Regions from separate parts of the Homo sapiens genome. Here region 2 is linked to region 1. The links are chromatin loops, found by intact Hi-C in ENCODE. Cell type or tissue: MCF 10A. All regions are shown on one strand. Each heading gives the region's core, and the rest is flanking DNA. Links, peaks and the distances in the headings are about the cores only. Region 1 holds the start of LNCSRLR (lncRNA sorafenib resistance in renal cell carcinoma associated). Region 2 has its middle 290 kb from the start of LNCSRLR.

What was found. Peaks named below come from ENCODE experiments on the same cell type or tissue, not always from the same donor. Only the 100,000 strongest peaks of a DNase experiment are listed, where the experiment ranks them.
Region 2: it touches region 1 in a loop (22-fold over the local background); 7 of 110 quality-filtered maps call a loop at or near these places.

What each region holds. Positions count from the first base shown.
Region 1 is chr3:146,058,632-146,070,043 of GRCh38, forward strand. PLOD2 (procollagen-lysine,2-oxoglutarate 5-dioxygenase 2) reads right to left here. Exons shown (of 20, transcript NM_182943.3): 20 at 10,809-11,412. It overlaps LNCSRLR (lncRNA sorafenib resistance in renal cell carcinoma associated), which reads right to left and starts at 10,554. Exons shown (of 2, transcript NR_146297.1): 1 at 10,188-10,554; 2 at 7,713-8,054. In MCF 10A, for the core only: a CTCF peak has its summit at 7,068 (motif pointing right); DNase peaks (open chromatin) are centred at 7,080 and 8,600.
Region 2 is chr3:145,771,733-145,783,147 of GRCh38, forward strand. No RefSeq gene overlaps it. Among named protein-coding and RNA genes, the nearest start is that of LNCSRLR, 290 kb to the right of the region's middle. In MCF 10A, for the core only: a CTCF peak has its summit at 5,226 (motif pointing right); a DNase peak (open chromatin) is centred at 5,249.

The sequences.
Region 1 (11,412 bases), core at 3,413-11,412:
AAGAAAAAGTCAAAGCAAGGCAGGCATCGGTGTTAACTTGTTACTTGACCTACTGGAGGCCCTTAAGCACAGATAAGATTAGAACTCAGAGTTGAAAGCAAGACTGAATCTCTTGGTGAAGTTCTAATGTATACATAGAATAGATGAGGGTTAACTAAGAGGAATGCCTTTATGAAAATATAAGGAGGCCTCAAATACATAACCCATTGTGTTTCTTTTGAGCTGGCATCAAAAGAGCTTAATGATAGTTTTTTGTGTGTGTGTGCAATTACAATAAGCCTCTCAACTGCTTTGTCTCAGTGTTTTCTGACCTTTCTTGTCTTCGTTTTAATAGTATTTACATTATTCCTTTGGACTATCTCTAATTCATTTTGAGTGTGACAGATAGTATAAATATCAATGTATGATACTTTAGCCTATGAACCAGTGCCTTTAGAATTGTATATCATCTCACCAACAATGTATGCAATATTTCAAGAATAATGGGGGATACCATGAAGGTTGCTACTTGCCTTTTATGCAAATGGCTAATAACACTGATTTTTATAAAATTCTATTCACTATGCTGAAATACTCAGGCAATCTTAAAAACTTTGGGGGAAAAATGCCTTTGCCAAATGATCCAGGGTCACAAATTTAAATCATTGCAGTTGTTCCGGGTAACTCTTATTCAATACTGTGATTAATTTCAGATGAGAGAGACTGAAAGTTTTCTGTCAGGCTTTATGAAACAACACTCCTTTTAACAGCTGAAAGATATCTAAAGTCAAAGGAATAAAAAGTAGTTTATTTTGGTTATGTCTTAAAACCCAATGTTTTAAATAAAAAGAGAAGCAATGAGCATAGCATTAAAATTTGTTTTACTTGGAAAGTCCTTAAATTTGGAAAACCAATTTTGGATCCCATGCTTATGAGCTATGTCATTTGCTATCAATGATGATACAAGTTCACAATGTGATCTTAAAATACTTTTATTTATGATACATATTAACCAAATTATATTATGCATAAACCCAACAATATAAGAAATATTAACACTGTTAATCTTTTTCAAAATCCTTTTCAAACTTTTCTAAACATTTTGTGGACATAAACAGTAACGTAAGAGTTCTAACTTCATTGCAATCTTAAAGAATTGCATTTGAAAATTCTGGGACTACTATTATCAGAAAATTAAACTAGAACAGATCAAAAGCCTGATATTTACATTCAAACAACAACAAAATATTGTATTTACCTACAAATTGAGAGAAACCACATTTAAGGATAGAACTCACTTAGATGCATATTAGGGTCATTGAAGTACTTTTAAAAATCACTGTACCTGGGCCTTATCCCCAGAGATTCTGATTTAATTGATCAAGGGTAAAACAGGATATCGCTATATTTTTTCAAAGCTCTCCCAAGTGATTTTAATGTCCAGCCTGGCTTGAAAATCATTGATCTTTTAAATCAACGTGGTATGACCGCGGTAAAAATACATAAAATCTTGGGCTTCATTTCTAGAATACAATGACGAGATCAAAGGAGGCTATCAGAACCACTATTATAGCCAGGTTGTTCGATCTGCTATCCAGGTGACACATTGTGAAAGGTGATGTTGACAAAGGAGAGAAACAGGTGTCACCGAGGACAGGATGATGATATGGTTTTCAAAACTTGAAATCTTTTCTTGAAGAGCAGATTTAGGAAAATTACAATCCATCTGCATTGCTAACACAGGGAAAAGACAATCAACATAGTCTGTGTTCCTCCAGGAGGCAGAGCCAGAACCAATGGATAGAAGTTAGGATGGCAACTTTATCAGCTCAATAAAAGTAAGAGCATTTTGATAAGAGCTTTTCAGCCACAGATGAACAATCTGTAAAATACTGAAGCACAGGCCAGGTGATCTGTCATGAGTATGGGAAAGAGGTTGAACTATAGATATTTTCTTCCCCATTGTACAAATAACCTGAAAGAACACCTTGAGGCTTCATGAAATTTCTCAAATCACGTCCTAGTGGTTTAGAGGCTAAAACAGAGTGACTGAGGGGACTCAGACTATTGGGTAGAACCAAGCATGAGCTGCTTGTTCTTTGTGTGACCTCGGGAAGTCTACCATGCCCTCCTTAGCACTAGCCAAGTCTCTGGGTATAGCATACCCTCAAAGAGAAGTTGGTTTTTCTTTTTGTCTTTCCAGATAGAAATTTTAGTTATAGATTTCACTTAGATTGCTATTTAATGATTGATCAGACATTTTCCACTTAAGATAGCTCCATTAATATACTACAGTAAACTCAATATAGAAGTGTTATGTAGTGGTAGCACTATAACCTTTAAGTGCTAAGCTAGATCAGATTCTCCCAACCTGTGCTGCACATTAGAAGCACTTGGAGAACTTTTAAAATAACTGATGGCCTGGCTTCACCCCAGAGAATGGAATTTAATAGGTCTAGGTAGGGTCACAACATTAAATGCTTTTAATAGTTCCCAGATGATTTTAATAGGAGGCTAAGGCTGACAACCACTAAAAATCTCTAAGGTCATTCTCTAAAACTTCAGAATTCAATGCTTTATTTTCATTTAATTGCAAATAAGTATATTGTTTGTTGAAAAACAGAACAAGTTAAAAAAAAAAAAAAACCTGTAGCCATGATCAGACTTTCGATTATAAATTTATACAGAACACAGCAAGCCATTCAAATTTTGGTTCGTCTTTCTGAACAGTTTTGTAAATTACCAAGACTCAGTTGTCGAAAGCTAGCTCATCATTTTGGGTGGCACGAGCCCAAGAGGAGAATAACTTAATTATGTTGAGTGATAGAATTAGCTTTCACAAAGATTGAAACAGGCTAAAATTATAATTTAAAACCAATAAAATTTAATTTAATAGCATTCTATACTTGGCTCAAGAAAAATGTGAAAGTAAACTGAATCATGGCTTAACAGTGTTGTTATGAGAAGGAAAACAAAATTTTTCCTGACTGCAAATTATCAGCAGTACAATACAGTTGCCCATCCCTCACCAAAAGTAATTTGATACTTAATTTTATTAGCAAAAAATACAAAATATGAATGAGTCTTCTCTTTGCTTCTATACCACTTATACCTAGTACTACCTAGCATATTAAGTTCAGATCTGGCCACCACCCTTCCACAGCTATGTTGATAAACCATTCCAAATGTAGAGGAGAGTGATACTGATACTAGGACTTTGTAAAATCAGCAAGCCAGTCAGCTGGGAGGAGCAGTGAGGGTGGTCAGACAAAGACTAGTGAAGAATCTGGTATTTTTAAATGTGGAAAAGGTAATAAGGTGAGGCATAGAGGGGTGGTAGGTGGGAGGCAACTGTTGTGATTACGGCTGTTAAATATTTTATAAACCCATATTAAAAGGTATTAGGTTTTTCATATAATTTCCAAGTGTACCCACATAAACTTTACAAAGAAGTTACAAAAGACAGTCTTCATTACAGTTATGAGAAAAGCTTTGCTGTTTCTGTGTTAGAATGCAGTAAATTGCCTGTCACCAGATTGTAATGCAGGGTTGATATCTAAATCATGTTTGTAATTTCAGGTACATGGGCTTGTAACAGATACTCATGAACATTCACTAAATGAAGTTTTCAAGTAAACCTGGGTGATCAACAACCAGGAAAGCCTGAAAGATGATTTGTTTAGGGTAGAGGTAGGACAGACTTTGGACTATATAGCTTTTAACACTACTTCCAGTCCTCAGATTCTATTGTTCGATGACACAAATTAAATCACAAAATCCTAAGATAACTCTAGATTTTTATTATTTGTAAATCAACATAAACCTAAATTCATCTTCTCCTAATAAAGTGTATATCTTTTTCTCACACATGTGATTGTTGTTTTAGTCAGGTTAAAATAAGCGGTCTTGCAAGCCTTGAAACTTCAGTGGCTTAACATAGAAAACTTCATTTCTCTCTCGTATAAATCTGTTGTGGTCCTAGCAGCTATTAAGGACAACTTACTTCCAAATAGTGATTCAGAGATCCAGGCATCTCAATACATATGCTTCAAGGTCTCTAAAACGGGCTCATAAATGTGTGGCTTTGCAAGTAATCCACATAACTTCCATTCATTGGCCACTGGCCAAAAGCAGTTCCATAATCCCACCTAACTATTGGTAGGTAGGAAATCTGGGAAGCCCACGTATATTCAGCTAGCTATACATGTAACTGTCAACAAAAGTAAACCCTCAATGAAGATTAAGATTCAGGGCTACAAGCATCTGAGAGAGGACACTAATTAATTATGTAATACAGACAAGTACATGTTCTGTAATTCTTGTTCTGTCTTCATTTTAGAACTTAAAAAAATAATGTAACATTGGATTAAAAATTTGCAAGAAAATCTATTGGAGGATGAAACTGTCTAGAATACAGTGTAGATGATATTCTGTCCAAAAATAATAGATTAGAAAATTTAATGTCAAAACAAATGTCCCAAATTAGATGAAACCCCTCTAATCAATGGCAAGTTAGATGGCAAGTTAGATGTGTTTATGTTCATTCTCCACATACCTACTTGAAATATAATTAATCATAACTCCTGAATCTCATTGCTCCCTCTTAATTCTTATTACTTTATGCACTTAAATTTGCTCTTTGGTACCTTTTAAATATCTCAGATTGGGCAATTCACTTACCAATTTTAAAAATAGCTCCTCTATATTGATTAAAAAATAGGACTTCACAAGAACCTCAAGAGAGGTTCTAAGTTCTATTTTTTCTGACATCATCACAGTTATAACTTTCCTAAATAATTCATATTTTGAACAGAGTCCTACAGGTCCATAATTCTGAAATTATAAAGTTTTCATTCCATTATTTATCACATTTTTAAGACCAGACTGAATAGATGTTAAAATGACATTTGGTCAAAACCAAGAAAGGCCACACCCAATGGGCAATCGAATCTGTAACTGGGGTAACAACACTAGTTCCAGAGTCAGTACATATCAAAGCTACACTTTCCTTGGCATTTGAAAATCCACTGTCTTCACATATTTCTATTTTAGAACTATTTTCTAGTTTAAACTTAGAGGATAAGATATAGAATTTGTAGTCACTATATAAAATAACACTTTTTAAAGCACCTTTTAGAAAACTGCTTTAAGATGTATAAAAGTAAATTCAATTTGAAACACTTATTGAATGTTTAATACAAATACACACAGTAAGCATACACTAAGCAAATTACTCATAAACTGAACCCTCCCTCTCTCAGTCCTTTGGCCCAGAATGCTGAGGATAACAGTGATAGCAGTTTCCTTTTATACTGTCTTAGTGCATCACTGTATCCAACTTGAGGCCACCTACATATTCCTTTATTCAGGGACAAACTGTACAATATTTCACACATCTTTACTTCACACAACTACAGTACACATAGGTTTATTTTTTGGCTACCTCTTAAATTCAAAACACCTATTCCCCCTCAGGGATCATTTTGATTCAAATACAATAAAATTTCAGATATAAAACCAACTTCCAGTTAACACACAAATACCTACTATATGCCAGACTATATGCTAAAACTGAAAAGGTGGAATAAGACCCAGTCCTTGCCCTCAAGGAGCCCACGGCCTTATTGAGGAGAATGAAAGGTAAGTAACAATCCAGTATGCAAAGTGCTCTGAGAAGGAAAGCCTATTAGAGATACATTATAGGCAATTAATCCTGTTTCAGTTATCCATTTTTGTGTAACAAACCATGTGGAAACTTAGTGACTCAATAAATTATCATCTTTTATAGTTCTGTATGGGTTTGCTTAGCTCAGCTGGGTGTTTCTTGGCTGAGGGGTCTCACATGTGGTTGCAGGCAGATGTTGACAGGAGCTATATTCATCTGAACTGGGATTTGTCTGGGACTGATGTCCAAATAATTCACTCATGTGGTAGAAGTTGATGCAGGAGCTTGGTTTCAGCTGTTGGCCACAGTGCTTGCACATGGCCTTGCCATGTGGCATGGGCACAGCATGGTACCTGGATTCTACAGAGAATGCCCTAACAGTAAATGTTCCAAGAGCTCAAAACCACAAAGCTTCTCATAACTCAATGTGGAAATTAGGCAGTCACTTCTACTGCATTCTATTGGTTACAAAGGACCCACCTGGGTTCACAATGGTATGAGTACTGGGAGGCATGGTTCATTGAGGACCATCTTTGTCGACTTGCTATCACAGGCACAAAATCGTTTCAAAAACACATATTTTTAAAATTCCCTCTCCTCTTGGCTCATAGGTCAATGGGAAAGCTGTCTGAGACAATATGAAAATCAATGATGCCACTCTAGCATTAGCTGAAGATCCCCTTGATTTCATCCAGCAGCCAAGACACTAAGTGACCCAAAGGAAGAAAAGGGTGATCAGCGTGGCTGTGTGGTCAGTAAGTAAATGTGCAACAGCTGGAGTAAATTAGAACTAATTTAGTGCATAACTTCAGCAGGAATAAATTTTGTTAATCTTCAAAAAGTCAAAACAAGGATTGTAACTTTCACAGTATCTGAATCACCCAAATTTTACTACAAGACTCTTGTCCTCATTGTTGCACTTACCAGTTCCGTACTGATAATAAAGAAAAATTACTATTGACCTTTTCCTAACAAAGAACAATTTTTAAAATTTTGTTTTTACAATAGGACCCTATGGAGCTGTTGTTTTAATATTATGTAAATTAAGTAATTTTATCTACTCTAAACAAATTGCTTTATCAGTTGTAGTCGAATCTGACTACTCTTATGCTTATTTTATTATTAATCCAAGTAAATATTCTCTATTGAACATAGATTAGCAGTTTACAAATTAGATAAAAACAGAAAACAAATCACTTCAACAGTATTAACTAGAAATATGCTAGCTACTCCTTATTTCAGAATAAGGTGTCACAATTCTTCCTTTTAAAATGTTGTATTGTATCATACTTAAAAATATATAAATAATTCCTGAATAAAAGCATCCAATATTTATCATTTTATTAGTATTAGCCTTTGGGAAAAAATTTGATAGCATGATTTTATAAAGCTCTTGCATTTGCTTTAAATTTAGCTAACTATTTTGACCACAAGGTGGAGCTGTGATGTCACAATTTGGCAAGATTTGTAAGATACAAAAACTATGTAAATACAGACGAAAATAATTTAATAAAATAGGATAATCTCATCTTGCAAATATGCACTATTTAAAATTAATCAATTCTCCAAACATTAATTATCAGAAGAAAACTATCATTTAATTTGTCCAGTTCTCACTTAGCAGTTATTGAGCTTTATCATATATAAATTGTCTTCAGTAGATGCAGAATTATTCTGTCATTTCACATCACGATCCCAGATTTAGTGACTTTAAACCAGTGTTAAAATGTCTTTCAAAATTATTTTGTAATTAATCACAGAATAATTCATTAACCATTACAAAATGTAATGGTTACATTACATCCTTATTTTGTTATCCAATATTGACTAGAGGATCATCCATTATATCTTCTAAAATAATTCTTTCAGTTGATTATTTGTGTTTTGTATTGTTAAACAGGCAGAAACTTCTAATTTTCAAAAGAGAGTATTCAGATTTTGAGTCAACCAAATTTCAGTGAAGATAGACTAGCATGCTAAACTCATCGTCTCTTGAATTATTAAATAAACAAACATTACCACCACTTCAATAATATCTGTCAGGAATGAAACCACTTTTCCAAATGAATGTTTCCTGATCTATTTTAATATATTAAGAATAAAACAAAAATATATCCATACATCTGTGGATGGACATTTAGGCTGTCTCCAAATCTTACCTATTGTGAACAGTGCTGCAACAAACACAGGAGTGCAGATATTGCTTCGGCACACTGATTTCTTTTTCTTCTGGGTATATATCAAGCACTGGAATTGCTGTATCATATGGCAGCTCCATTTTTAGTTTTTTTGAGGAACCTCCAAACTGTACTCCATAGTGGTTGTAATTAATTACATTCTCAACAGCAGTGGTCCCAATGTGGAGGGGTCCCTTTTCTCCACATCCTCTCAAGCATTTGTTATTGCCTGTCTTTTGAATATAAGACATTCTAATTAGGGTGAGATAATATCTCACTGTAGTTTTGATTGGCATTTCTCTGATGAACAGTGATGTTGCGTACATTTTTAAATGCTATTAGAAAGATTTAAGACTTATAAAGTTCACAAATCCCTAGCCTGTTTACTTACATTCCCAGTCTAATTTATTTTATCAAAATAATGTAATTATGCAATACTTCACATTTTTAAAGCATTTCTACATGTACAATTTTCTCTTCTCATTATTTCTTAGTGTACTTCTATTTTAATCCAAAACTCATTGCATTAAAAAGTTTTATACATTTCCCTATTTTTCTTCCCAATGGCTTTTTGTTAATAATTATTCTTAAATAATGCTGTGGCTTGCTATTCTAAAAGACCACAAAACAAACAGTTCTGTTTGATACACTGCTTTCATGAAGTCTTGAAGACTTCAATATTCCGCAACAGTTAACCTCTAGTCTAGTCAGAGGGAGTTATTTACACAGACTCAATTATGACTAAAAATTCTACTGGGCTCTTCTGAAACTTTAAGACATCTGTTGAATAACCATTCCAAATTCCAAATGAATGACAAGTTACCAGCATGTCATGTAAAATGGGCTTTAGGGCATAAAAAGCAAATAAATCAAGACATACGTATGTCAGACAGGAAAACAGAAGTGAGTACATAAAGAGATTCTGTGACGAGGATGGACCACTCAACTCATATGTTCATTGTTTTCCACATTTCTATTCCATAGAAGGATATTTGACCTCTTAGTTAAGTTACCAATACAGATAAATTACTAGTGTTTTCAAAGATGAAGCAGAATGAAGATTAATGCACTGGATGACTACTGAAGTATCTATATTAAGGAAAATATTCATATTGATTCCTATGCGCATTAAGAATTAGAAAAAATTCTACCACGGTGAGCATTTAAAGCACCTTGGTAATGTATGTATACACATACACACACATGCGCACACACACACGGTTACTATTGACATCCATATGCTTCCATTTATTCAAATTAGTTACGTGAATGTCTCCTTTTCCTTCTAGTCTTTTTTTCTTTAAACAATCAATATACAAATATATTTCTATAATATTTCAAAAACACAAGTGTAAAACGTAAAAGGCATAAATCCTATTTACTCCTCCGTGATCTCATACCACTCTCCAGAGTTGTTCCTCTCTAGGAAATTTTCTGTAGGTTTATGCACACATATATAGTATTTTGTTTTTAACATAAATGGTATCATACTCTAAATAGTGTGACTTTATCAGGTTCATCTGTCAGAGATATCTGATTGTTGCAGATACACAATAAGCCCTTGGACTACATGTGCTTAAACTACGCGGGCTCATGTGTATGCCGGTTTTTTCTGTCTCTGCCACCCCTGAGACACCCTTCCTCTTCCCCTTCCTTCTCAGCCTACTCAGCGCGAAGACAACAAGGATGAAAACCTTTATGATGATCCACTTCCACTTAATGAATAGTAAATATATTTTATCTTTCTTTATAATTTTTTAAATAACGTTTTCTCTAGCTTATTGTAACAATACAGTGTATAATGCATATAACATATAAAATAAATGTTCATCAGCTGTTTATGTTATCAGTGAGGCTTCCAGTCAACAGTAGGTTATTAGTTGATAAGTGTTGAGGGAGTCAAAAGGTACATGTGGATTTTCGACTGCATGGGGATCAGTGCCTCTAACGCCCATATTATTCAGGGGATAATTGTTTATATATATGGGTGTGTGTGTGTATTTTTTTTAAAAAGCCTTTATTATATTGCATAAAATGAATGAATCAAACAATAGATGTACTTTCTGTATCTTCTGCTCTGTGTGTTTCAAGCTGTATTTTTCTCCATCCTTCCAATTCTACTCGTTTTCCGTTTTTCAAATTTTTTAATCTACTTATGGGAATTTTTCTAATTTTCTCTCAGTAATTATGAATCATCTTTTTAAAGCTACATTTTATATTATTTCATGGAATGTAGGATAAGAGGAAAGACAAAAAAACTGTGCTCAATAGACTACCTGGATCCCATTTCTGAAAACATGGCATGAGACTGAAATAGTTATGCTAAGTAACCACCCATGGATACCAAAATGGAAAATAACTAGTACCTGGGAGATGTCTTTGAACTGTACCACAAGAGATATTAAGCTGGCTTGCACTGGTAGGAACGAACCGATCTGCTTTTATAACCAGAGTCTGTTCCGATGAGTTGGCATCTACATCATACCAGGTGTTACATATTTTGAAAACCATTCCTGATGTACAGTAACATAATTCACAAATCATTACTAAAATGTCTCCTTATCCTAGTTGATGGATAGTAGAAATTTTCTTTGGGTATTAAGTGTCGCCAAAGAAGAGAACAGGAGTAGAACCAACTTCCTTATCTTTTTAAGTCCATCTCACAGTGACTATAATGTCTTCTTCATCAACATATCCTTGGTGCCTGGAACAGTGCCTGACCCATAATAGAGACCCAGAAAATATTAATAAACAAATAAACCTATATTGAATAACATTTGGCTTCTATTTTCTCACTTGGAAAACGAGTTAGATCAAATCCCTAGTCATCCTAAAATTGAAGATTTTATAATTTCATTTATAATTCAATAGTTTCGTATATCATTAAATCTACTAAGCAAAATGAAAAATCAAAGGCTTCATTCTTTCAGACAATTCCATCATGTATTCACGTTGGAAGATAAACACCAATAATAGAACAACAAAACTTTCTAAAATTATTTTATTTTTTATAATTTTCTAACACATGGTGTTAGAAAATGAATTTTGGCACCGTGATTAAGAATTTCTTTTCAAGTTTAACCTTTACATTAAAAACAGTAGCTACAATAAGGATATTTCAACCTTACTTAGAGAAGTGATAAAACATCAAGTCAACAAGTATTTTTGTTGGAGAATTTTTTTATAAGCGGGATAGAGGGAAGTTAACATAGACACTCAGAAGAATAAAATGGAAATTATGCCAGGAAGATAAAAAAGCAAATAACCCTCCCCCCAAAAAAAGAATAAGGAGCGAGACAAAGGGCAAAACGGAAGAAGCAAGGCTCAACAACTTTGTTTTCCTGATATAAAATTCAAGTACTTAAAAAGTTTTTTAAAAAATAATTAAATGCACTACTCATCTCAATGAAATTTTTCGTTTTCCTATTTTCTAGAACTTTCTAAAAAAGGAAACAAAGCAAAAACAACAACAAAAAAAACCTGTTTGACTTAAGGACACTTGCTGATCTTGACACTTGATAATACTTTAAGAAATGGAAAGGTTTTCCTAAATCTAATACCTGCTTAATATAATCCACTTTGGAAGATTCA
Region 2 (11,415 bases), core at 1,948-9,947, 290 kb before region 1:
TTATCATAGTGGTCCTGAGGTGACATATATCCTCAGCTTACTAAGATAACAGCATTAAGAGATTAAAGTAAAGACAGGCATAAGAAATTATAAAAGTATTATTTGGGAACTGATAAATGTCCATGAAATCTTCACGATTTATGTTCCTCTGCCACGGCTCCAGCCGGTCCCTCCGTTTGGGGTCCCTGACTTCCCGCAACACTAAGAGTGTTATAAACTTTAAAGCAGTCTTAGTTCAGAGCTGCTCATTCACCCTTCAGCATCATGAATTACTCATATTTCATTTGTGTAACACGTTCACTTTGTGGTAAAGCTGTATGTAGAGCTGCCTTCAAGTAGCAATGGCCTTCCTGCTACCTCTACATAAATTGTACTTTAGTGCCAATGTGAGCACACTGTATCCAGGTTTCATTACGGCTCACCAAGTAATCATCACCTAAATTAAAACACCACTTCTTCTGTACCATGGGGTTCTCATAATAAAACAAAATCTCATAGACCACCTCTCTCTCACGTGTTTCACATAAGTGCCACGAGCTCATTCAGTCTCTGCATTTCAAGGATTTGTCCCACCATAAGATTATCTGTCTGAGAGAGTTATTACTTTTGGACATTGTATGAGTTGGTATTATTTGATGCTCGTCAATACTATTTAATAAAACAAATTCTGAAAATTGCTTCTACTGCTTTCTTTCTGAGGCTATATAACCTTGCATTTGTTTTTAAATATTTCTTTTTCAAGAACTAGAACTTTGAGTCTTTATTTTTAGCAACTAAATTGATCAATTGCATGAAAGAAAGCAATATTTTTCACTTATTCTAAAAAAAATACATCTAATTTGGTTGACTAGCGAGATCACTGTGCTTTGTTTTAAAAATATGTGATAGCTTCATTGGTTTCTTGATGCTATTCAACAAATTTTCAATACAAACAATGTTCCAAAGAATAGAGGTAGATGAATCACTTTATTGGTCCAGTAAAATCCAATTCTATTATATACAGTTCTCCTTCCTGTTGGCAACTTTTATGACTGCTTGTGTAAAAACACCATGTCAGATTTACATGCTATACCCATGTAATTTATTCTGTACTTAAAAGGTAGTAGATTATATTTATAATGTTGTTTGAGTTGTAGCATTTATGTTACTATGTCTCTATATTTATGATTTAGTGGATGGCCTTTGAACAATTGATCCATTTCTGTTATTTAGGAATATAATATATCATTTCAGTAATAAAAAAACACACATACAAAAAGTCAAGCATAGAATGTGTAGAAATTTACCCACAAATGACTTAAAATGTGTCAGCCAAAAGGAACCACATCTTTTTAGCAGAAAGGAAGTGCTACAATCCTATAGCTGACACGTGTTCCAAGGCTATAGTAATCTTTTACTTAATTAGCAAGATGTCTGCAGAGAGAAAAAAGAATCTTCCATTTCAAATGTATGAAATGCCCATGGGTTATAATTATGAGAAACATAAGAAGCTGGAGGACCTGAGAAACCGCCTCAGCTGGAGTCTAGCATACAGGATGTTCATTAGAGCTCTTGGGATCTGTACCTGTGAAGATTGGAGAATGGATGGAGGATTGATTGAGCAGAGGGAGAAGTTGGATGTCATTGTAGTCTCAAAGGTGTGCACCTTGTGGACTGTGAACTTCCAGGTGGCACAAAGGACCTGCCTGAACACAGTGCTGAGAGACTTGGCCAAACTTTAGCCTGACTCCTACCTCCCCTAGGTGGTATTTCTAGAGGTGGCACCAGCCCCTAGGCTGAGTCTTTGCTCAAGAAAATGTAACAAAGTGCACATTGTCCCAATGTACATTGCCAAATGATTTTCAATAATTTTCCACTTATCCCCCATCACATATTTTTTCACTTCCCCATAGCCCCCAGTCCCCTTTAGTTACTTTATTTTACTTCCTTATAGCCCTTTTTTGTTCTCTCTATTTTCTCCTAGTTAATTTTGTCTTAGTTGGAAGTGAGCATAGTTTTTAATGGAGTGTCTCTTTCCTACTGCAGAAGGCTGAATAAATCAGCCTTGCCACTTTTAATAAGCGTCTAGTGCTATTAAGTATTTCTCTTTGACATCCTTCAGAGCAGTTGTGAATTGAGGCAAGAAGGCCAAGCCTTTATACAATTCCATTTATTGGCCACTGGATGTGGGCTGCCCTTACGATCAGGCATGATCTTATGTAAGGCAGTTTTCTTCAACCGTAGCAATCCTAACCCTCCCAGAATTCTTTGAATTCTGCTCTCTAACATTAATTTATGCCAGTACCATGACACATATTCCTGAGTATTCATTTGTTATCTCAGTTTTTTAGAAGGTCAAGAAATATACAGTTCTGTCTCCCCCAAACGAAATAAAGAAACCATGTCCATAAAGTTATTTCATACTGACGTAAGTTGTTAACACAAGCTATGAAGTATCTTGAAATTCAGGTGACCCATATATAATCTTGAAAATAGCAAACTGAACTAACTTAATTCCCCAAATTCCTTTAAACCTGGAGTCTATTAAAAAAGACTGAGAAAGAAAATAAAACTCACATATTTCCTCTTTGTGCATGTTTTACATTTGCAAATTTAAATGGATGCTAGACCATATGTTATATAGACTTTGTCATAAGTGTTTAGAATTTTGTTCACAAAAAGCACTTTGTGAAATCTATTGTAGTTTCATCAACCTCACACAGCTGTAGTCTTTGCTTCAGGTAATGCACTTAATGCCTATCCCACTTTGCATACATAAAGAACATCAAACTTGTAAGTAATCCACGATACAAAGAAAAACACAAATGATATCTGCACAGAGAAATACAATTTTATTTTATAACAAAAGCAGTTCATTAGCTCCTGAGTTCAAATGAGTCCAAATCCACAACTGATAGCATACTTCCCATAAGGATTCAAAAACTAAAAAGGCAGTAAATGTAGGTGCACAAGCAATGAAGCAGGCAGGATTCAGAAAATCTTATTTTGAGTCCTAAATCCACCACCACCTAGCTCCGTGACCTTGAGAAAGAAAATTTATTACTTTGAATCAATTTCTAGATCTGTCCTGCTTATATTATAAGCTTTTGTAAGGATAGAATTGGAAAGGCATGTAAACGTGCTTTGTAAAGGACTATTACAAATAAATTGGTAGTACACTGCAACAGGAGTAACACAAACTGTCGGGTTTCTGGAATATTTGCTGTGCTCCAAGTGATTTTTATATTGCATCACTTAATCCTTACAAAGACACTGTAAGAGAGGAGCTCTGATCCCCATTTGACAAATGAGGAAATTGAGTTTGAGAGGAACTCTCTACAGGTTTTCTCCAAAGCCCACTGACTTATTATTTTCATAGAGCCTTAGAAGCCAGTAGGCAAAGGGAATGAAGAGATGAATAGATGAAGGATGGTGCCATGTCACTGAGAATACGGGAATACTTGAGAAAGGATCATCCTTGAACAGCAAGGAGAAGACCTTTCCCACTAAAGTAGGAAGGAATTAGGAAGGATTAAGTAGATGCAGATACCTTTATAGGTGATAGGATGCTTAGGGAATAACAATCAGGTATTTTCTCTTTTCTGCCTGCAATAAAAAGTTAGCTCTTCTCCTGAGGGAAGGGTTGTGATAAGGTCAGCAGTTGAGAAGAGAAGCCAAAGTTAAAAATAGGAGATGGAATTGACTAGAAACACAATGAGAATTTTCCAGGCTATTTTGAGGATCATACGTTTGTCACTTTCTAATCCCATAAAAGTGTGTGATTTTTCTTGAGCATACATAGCAGCATGGGTGTAGATGTTGAAAAGGCAGACCCTTGATTGATCTAGAGTTGGGTTTGACCCTGGGTGTAGCACTGATAGGGAGAGCAGACAGGGGAACTGAAGGCAGTCAACGTCCTAAGCTATGGCTGTCATCTTGTGTTCGCAACAGACTATCCTTTTTGAAATACATTTCTTTCTATTGACCTATGTTATTTAATGTATTCAATGATTTTTTTTCTTCCCTGGTTTAACATAAGTGGAAACAAATTGTTCATTCCATTGCTTTGAGACTTGGCTCATTTGAGCTCCATAAATGTGGTCACCCTGTGCTCTGACCACAAGAGATGGTCAGGATGTGGCCCTTGCCAGCTGGGTGGTCCTAGGGCAGGGGACTGGAACAGAGAAACAGCTAAAGTCCTTCCCCACCCATTGGGTAGATGTGTTCATGTTAAGAATGGGATTGTGATAACATACTTTCAGATTTTGAAATACAATGTGCAAACAGCTGTGACCTTGTAACAATGATCACAAAGACCTTGAGATCATTCTTACAGTGCTCTGTTCTCCTTGCTCTGTAAGTGACAAACAATTCAGATTTTGAAACAATAAATAGAACAAAGGAACTTGGTCTCATGTACTTCTTCAAATTTAGTACTGATGCTAGGTAAAGATTGTTAGATTTTGAATATAAAAGTTTCTCCAAAAATATGCCTTGTCCCTCCGTTAACAGATCTGCCTCCCATGACTAACACTGCCTCCCCTCTGTGCTTGACTTCTGATTGGGACTTATTATTACTCTAATTGCTGAGGGAGGACTGCTTGTTTTTAGTGAATTATTTCAATGTGTGGGAAGAAAAATCTCATAAAATGAAGACCATCTTGTAAAAAAAAAAAAAAAAAAAGAATTTCTCAATCCTCACCTGCATTTGCTTTTCTTCTTACCTTGTTTCTTTTTAATATCTCCATAATGCTTATCATCATCTGACATGCTGTATATCAACTTCTCTCTCTTCCTCTCTCCTTCCCTCTCCCTCTTTCTCCCTCTTCCTCTGTTTCTCCCTCTCCCTCTCCCTTCCTCCCTGTTTCTCTCCCTTCCTCCCTCTTTCTCTATCTTTAACCCTCTCTTCCCCCACTCCACCCCAGTATGTAAACCCCATGAAGGAAGTAAGTTCGTTTTGTTAACAGCTATATCTCATACAACTAAAACATCAACAGCCAGAGAGTGGGCACTCAGTGTTTGCTGAATGGATGAATGAAATGAATAGATTACCAACAGGTGATAAAAATTATCAATAACCCAATAAATCTTAGGATTTAGAATTTCAATGTAAAACTAATAGAATTTAATTGTTGAATAAGACAAGTTGAGATAACATTACTTTTCTGTCTCACCAGCAAAGTGAAATGACTTGAGGAATCATGGAGCTGAAACCAGTATCACATGAACTTTAATCCCAGAAGTCATCAGCAGGGGGTGCTACAGTCATGTGTCCCTAAGCATTACTCAGAGCCTTTTCAGAATCGTCCACAAGCTGAACATCATTTTCTTCTCCAAATACAGGAAAAATTCCTTCTGGCCAGAAAGAGAAAATTTTAACTACATTTGTAGTTGTTGTTAGTGTCTCATCAGAAAATTAGTTGGCTCAAGTTTGAGGGCTGAAACTCCTGCTTCTATAGAAACCTAAAATCTCGTTTGAAAAACCCATTCAGAAAAGCAGTATAGTAGATTGTTTTTATGTTAAACTACTAATGCTAATGTTTATCTTTATTTTATACTCTTAATAGTGCAAATTATTTGAATGTCCAGTGTTTAAGGGCAGGACATTATTCAAGGTTCATTGTATTGTATTTCAAGCTTTGGAGAGGCCGTGCATAGTCTCACAGGTCTGTAGACACGACAGTTTGCAGGCATCTGGCAATTCACTGACTTAAACACCACTTCCAATATAGGAATGACTTCTACAATACTTTCATCCTTTTTCTATAAGAAAACTTACAGTGACAATTCATCAAAATACAACATATATTTGTTACATTTTTATCTAACATCGATAGCAAACTTCTTTATAATAGAGTTAACTAAAAACCTAAATGATGAGAGACCATTAGTACATTTTGTTCAAAGGAGGAAGGAGTGATTTAGATATTTGTTTTAGAAACTATATAAATATCCTAGTGATTTGAAAGAGCAGATATAGTTGGAAACTGTAGAGCATGTTAGTTAAAAGTGTAAGTTATTAGCATATTAGCCAGAAGCACTATTAGCCAGTGCTTCTAAAACTTGGGTGGCATTCAGAAGCACCTGTGGGACTTGGTAAAAATGCAAAGAAGGCCAGACCTTCTTCTAAGTGATTTTGTTATATACCAAAGTTCAAGAATTATCATTATTATTTTGTTTGCATTTATTTATTTATTTTGAGATGAAGTCTTGAACTGTCGGTTGGGCTGGGGTGCAATGGTGTGATCTAGGCTCACTCAAACCTCCCCGTCCCAGGTTCAACGGATTCTCCTGCCTCAGCCTCTGGAGGAGCTGGGATTACAGGCACCCGCCACCATGCCCTGCTAATTTTTTGTGTTTTTAGTAGGGATGGGGTTTCACTATGTTGGCCAGGCTGAACTGGCTGAACTGGAGTTCAACGAGGTCTTGAACTCCTGACCTCGTGATCTGCCCTCCTTGGCCTCCCAAAATGCTGGGATTAAGAATTATTGATTTAAAACAATAAAACTAGCTTTTCTCATCCATAAAGATGTTAATATCATCTGTTGTTGTCATGGTGGGTAAATTACTCAATTTTTTAAAAATCCAGCATCTTAGTTTGTAATCACTTAAAAAATGTTAGCTATAACTAGTTCTCAAAGTATTCAATATTTTCTTTTGGAAAATCTATCTTTGCTGGTGTGACAGATAGTTACTCTACTGCACTTTGATGAAGTTGAAGTAATAGTCCCTTCCACTTACTACCCAAGTGACAAAATTTCTGTTGAATCCAGCCATCGAAAAATTAAATTGAGAAACATGAAGAACAATGAAGTCTACTAATATAAATTTTAGAAAAGATTAAATTTTCTGTGTTTTATGTAAGACTATTTAACACACAGATTTGTTTTAATCCACCTGTGTTTGAAGCTGTCATAACAATAAAGTCTTTATAATTGGAAGTGTCTTAGGTGACTACCTTTTAAAAAGGTAGACACCTTTGGAAGACAGGGTCTCACTCTGTTGCCCAGGCTGGACTGCAGTGATGCAATTACAGCTCACTGCAGCCTCTACATCCTGTGCTCAAGGCTCGCTCCTCCCACCTCAGCCTCTAGAGTAGCTGGGGCTGTACAGATGAGCACCACCATACCTGATTAATTTTAAGCTTTACTGACCACATCTGACTAGACTCAAATTTTCATTGCTTAAGTGATTAAGCAACCAAAAAATTATATTCTTGTCATCTTAACCAGTAATGTTCTAAAAGTCTTTTTTTCTGTTGTCAAGCAGCTGTACAATTCACTCTTAGGTGTTTTCATTGAGCTTCATGGTCAGCTATAGCTGAAGTATCTCCATTTGCATATTACACACACACACACACACACACACACACACACACACACAATTACTTCAAATGAAAATAACATATTTGTCTCTGCAATACAAATTATTCATTATTTTCTTTGATACTAGGGTAGGCTCAAAAATCTCATAATCATACTTGATTCTGACCACTTTCTCACATCTATTTAGCGGTCAAACCTGAAGCTACTATGTTTATAGTATTTCTTTCTTATATTCCTAGTATAATTACCATAAAACTAATCTATCTCCTCTTTCTCTTAGAATATTGTAAAACATTGCTAATTTGTATGTATCTACTTTCTCACTGCCTAAAAATATTCTGCTGTAAGATTGCAGATGAATTTTCCTAAAACCATACCATGTCCATGCTTACAAACTCAAGATTTCCTCAGTGCCAATAGAATGAACCCTGAAACTTCTGACCCATAGGGTTCTCCGAAATTTAACCCGACTCTTCCTCCCCAACATTTTTCTGATCTCCCTCTATTTTTGCTTTATTGGTTTTACCTCAAATACATGATAAACATCTTCAAATAATATTCATAAATATTATTTGACAATTATTTTGAAATTTTTAAATGGACAACTCATCAAGCACTATTAATATCCTTGCCTTTCACAGATAAAAAAACTGAAACTGAGCAAGGTTAAGTGGCTTGTCCAAGGACACAGGTAGAAAGTGACACTACTTTCCCAACTTTTAAGATTTTCTCACTCAATTTCTGCTTTATTATTTATTATTTTTCCAAGACAGAGTGTTACTCCGTTTTCCAGGCTGGAGTGTAGTGACAGAATCACAGCTCACTACAGTCTCGACTTCCTGGGCTCAGGTGATCCTCCCACCTCAACCTCCCAAGTATCTGAGACTACAGTTGTGTGACACCACATCCGGCTAAGTTTTGTATTTTTTTGTACAGATGAGGTCTAGCTATGTGGCCCACGCTAGTCTCAAACTCTTAGGCTCTAGCAATCCGCCTGCTTTGGCCTCCCAAAGTGCTAGGAATACAGGCGTGAACTACCGCACCTGACCATATTGAGTATTTTTACTCCTTTATTTCAATAACTCCTTAGAGTTATACTTCAAGACCCATTTCCTCCCTGAATATTTTTTGGACCTAGGAAAACAATCCCTAAAATTGTCAGTTGACCAATTTAATAAATATTAAATTTAAGAACTCAGACAATGTCTAATAACTCTTTGGATTCTAAAAATCTAGCTAAATGCTTTAAGTAAATCTGTATCATTGATGAGGATAGGATGACACCGGAGTCACAAAAGGACCACTATCACAGATGGAAGAGATGATGAGCAGCAAGTAAGAACATCCAGTGCAAGTCAGTAGGCAAATAATGACAGCTGTATTAGTCTGCTTGGGCTGCCATAACAAAATACCACTGACTGCATTGCTTAAACAACAGGAATTTATTTTCTTATTGTTCCGGAGGCTAGAATCTCAAGGTCAAGGAGTGGTCAGGGTTGGTTTCTAAAGAGGCCTCCCTTCCTGGCTTGTACATAGCCACCTGCTCACTGTGTCCTCATACGACTTCTTTCTGAGAACGGAGAGAGCAAACAAGCTCTCTGGTGTCTCTTCCTCCTCTTTATTTTTCTTATTTTTTGAGACAGAGTCTCACTGTGTCACCCAGGCTGGAGTACAGTGGCTTGATCTCGGCTCACTGCAACCTCTGCCTCCAGGGTTCATGTGTTTCTGCTGCCTCAGCCTCCCGAGTAGTTGGGATTACAGGCATCCATCACCATGCCCAGCTAATTTTTGTATTTTTAGTAGAGACGGGGTTTCACCATATTTGCCAGGCTGGTCTCAAACTCCTGATCTCAGGTGATCTGCCTGCCTCGGCCTCCCAAAGTGCTGGGATTACACGTGTGAGGCACTGCATCTGGCTTCTTCCTCCTCTTTTAATGACAAAAGCCCTATTGGATTAGGGCCCCATCCTCAGGACCCCATTTCACCTTAATTACCTCCCTAAAGGCCCCATTTCTAAATGTAGTCACATTGAGTGTTAGGGTTTCAACATATGAATTTGAGGGAGGCAAGCTGGCACAACTCAGGCCATAATAATAGCTAAAACTTGAGCAGTGTTTTCCATTGCCAAGTATTTTTCCCAAACCCCTTAAATATATTAATGCTTGTAATATTCACTATACCCCTATCAACTAACTGCTATCATCATCCCCATTTACACAGAAACAAATCGAGGCACCACAGGGCTTATAATTACACAGGAATCAAATCTAGGCAGACTGACTTCTTCATGTGCACCGTTAGTTCCTAGGCTATGTGGGATCATGAATCAAAGCACAGCCTTAGAACAGCCAAAACGAACACCGCTGTATTACCAAACATACTGGCACCACCACAAGACCACACACATATATACAATAGATGAAGCCACAACATATTTGTAATAGATAAATCAAATGGGCCCCAAATCACAACCCCAGCTCAGTAAATATGTGACCCTGGATATATTAATCAACTTCCTTTGGATTGTAACTTTTTCAACATAAAAATTATCTCCAGAATTCTCTGTTCAGTCCTGCAGTTTCTTAACAGGAGACTGTCCTGACTCATCTTTCTATTTCTCAGAACCTAGTACAGGACCCGGAACAGAGAACATGTCTAGTAAGTGTCTTTAAATGAAGAAGTCAAGGATTTATAGTCTTCATAAATTTGGGGACAAAATTTGGATATTGTTGATATTATTTAAAAATAAACATTCACTTCTAAGAGATTAAATGTGTTGGTTTTTTGGAAACATCTCTTGTTTTATTATGAGACTCAGAAAATATTTAGTATACTTGTAAATAAAACTAAAATGGGTAAAACAAAGAAATCTGCCGGGGATATTTTTTAAATAACATAGTATAGATTTTTGTAGTTATTATTCCAAAGTCGACATGTTTTCATCATAAAATATATAGCAGTATTTGTTCTAGACAAACATAACAAATAAGCAAATATTTGACTTTCTCCCCAATACTCAATACAAAAAAAGTAAAAGAATTTTTGAAGAAATAAATCCACAAAAAAAGAGGAGATAATAACACACAGATTTTTATAAGCTAGAGAGCAAATGAACAAATGGTAAATGACTAGTCAAAACCTGAGGAGGAGAAGAAGAAAGAGAAAAAGTAGGAGAAGGAGTGGAAAGGGAAGAAGGGGAGGAGGAGAAGGAGAATCAAAAGAGGAGAGAAGGAAGAAAAGGAGGATGAGACAGAGAAAGAGGAATAGGAGGAAAAGAAAATAAAAGGATGTCCTACAAACAAAGTCAGCAATGGGCAAAATCAAAAACCAAATCAATAGCCTTACTGTGCTATGAAAGAGAACATTTAGGAAAAAAGAAACACTCTTGAAAATTAAAAACTGATTCTAGAGATTTTTTAAATTAATAGAACTTTTGGAAATAATGTTAAGGAGGCTTCCCTGAAAATAATGTAAAAGTAAAATAGCCATATAATACAGAAGACAAGAAAATTAGACGACAAGCCATTCAGTCTAATATTTGAATAATAGGAGTTACAGAAAGAAAGAGATCATAAACATTGGAGGGAGGTAAATAAACTGAGACATGAGTTTTCATGGTAAACATATTCATTAAATACTCCATACTGGATGACGTGAGACAACTGAATGTTTGCAATTTCCAAACACTCTGAATAGCATTATCCTAGCAGCTTTTAAAGGGTTAGAGGAAAAAAAATAAAGGATATAAACAAAAGATCAGGAATCCGAATGCATCGTATTTCTTAAGGGCAACACAAAAGCTACAAACAATGGACGAATGTCTCAACATCATGAAGGATAGTAATGTCCAATGAAGAATTCTATGTCCACTCCAACTATCTATTGAGTGTGAGTGGAGAATAAGTGCGTTTTCAGCACCCATCTTATCTCAGGGTGCCTCTGAAGATTGTGTTCCACCTAAGAAGGAGAATAAACCAAGAAAACGTAGAGACATAATAAACAGGAGATCCAAAATCATAGAAAAGACAAAGCTACCCACAGGGTAATGTTGAAAGGGGCCAGTAGGGTAGTACAAAGGCAACCAGCCCAAAGTGGAGGACATCAGAAGGCA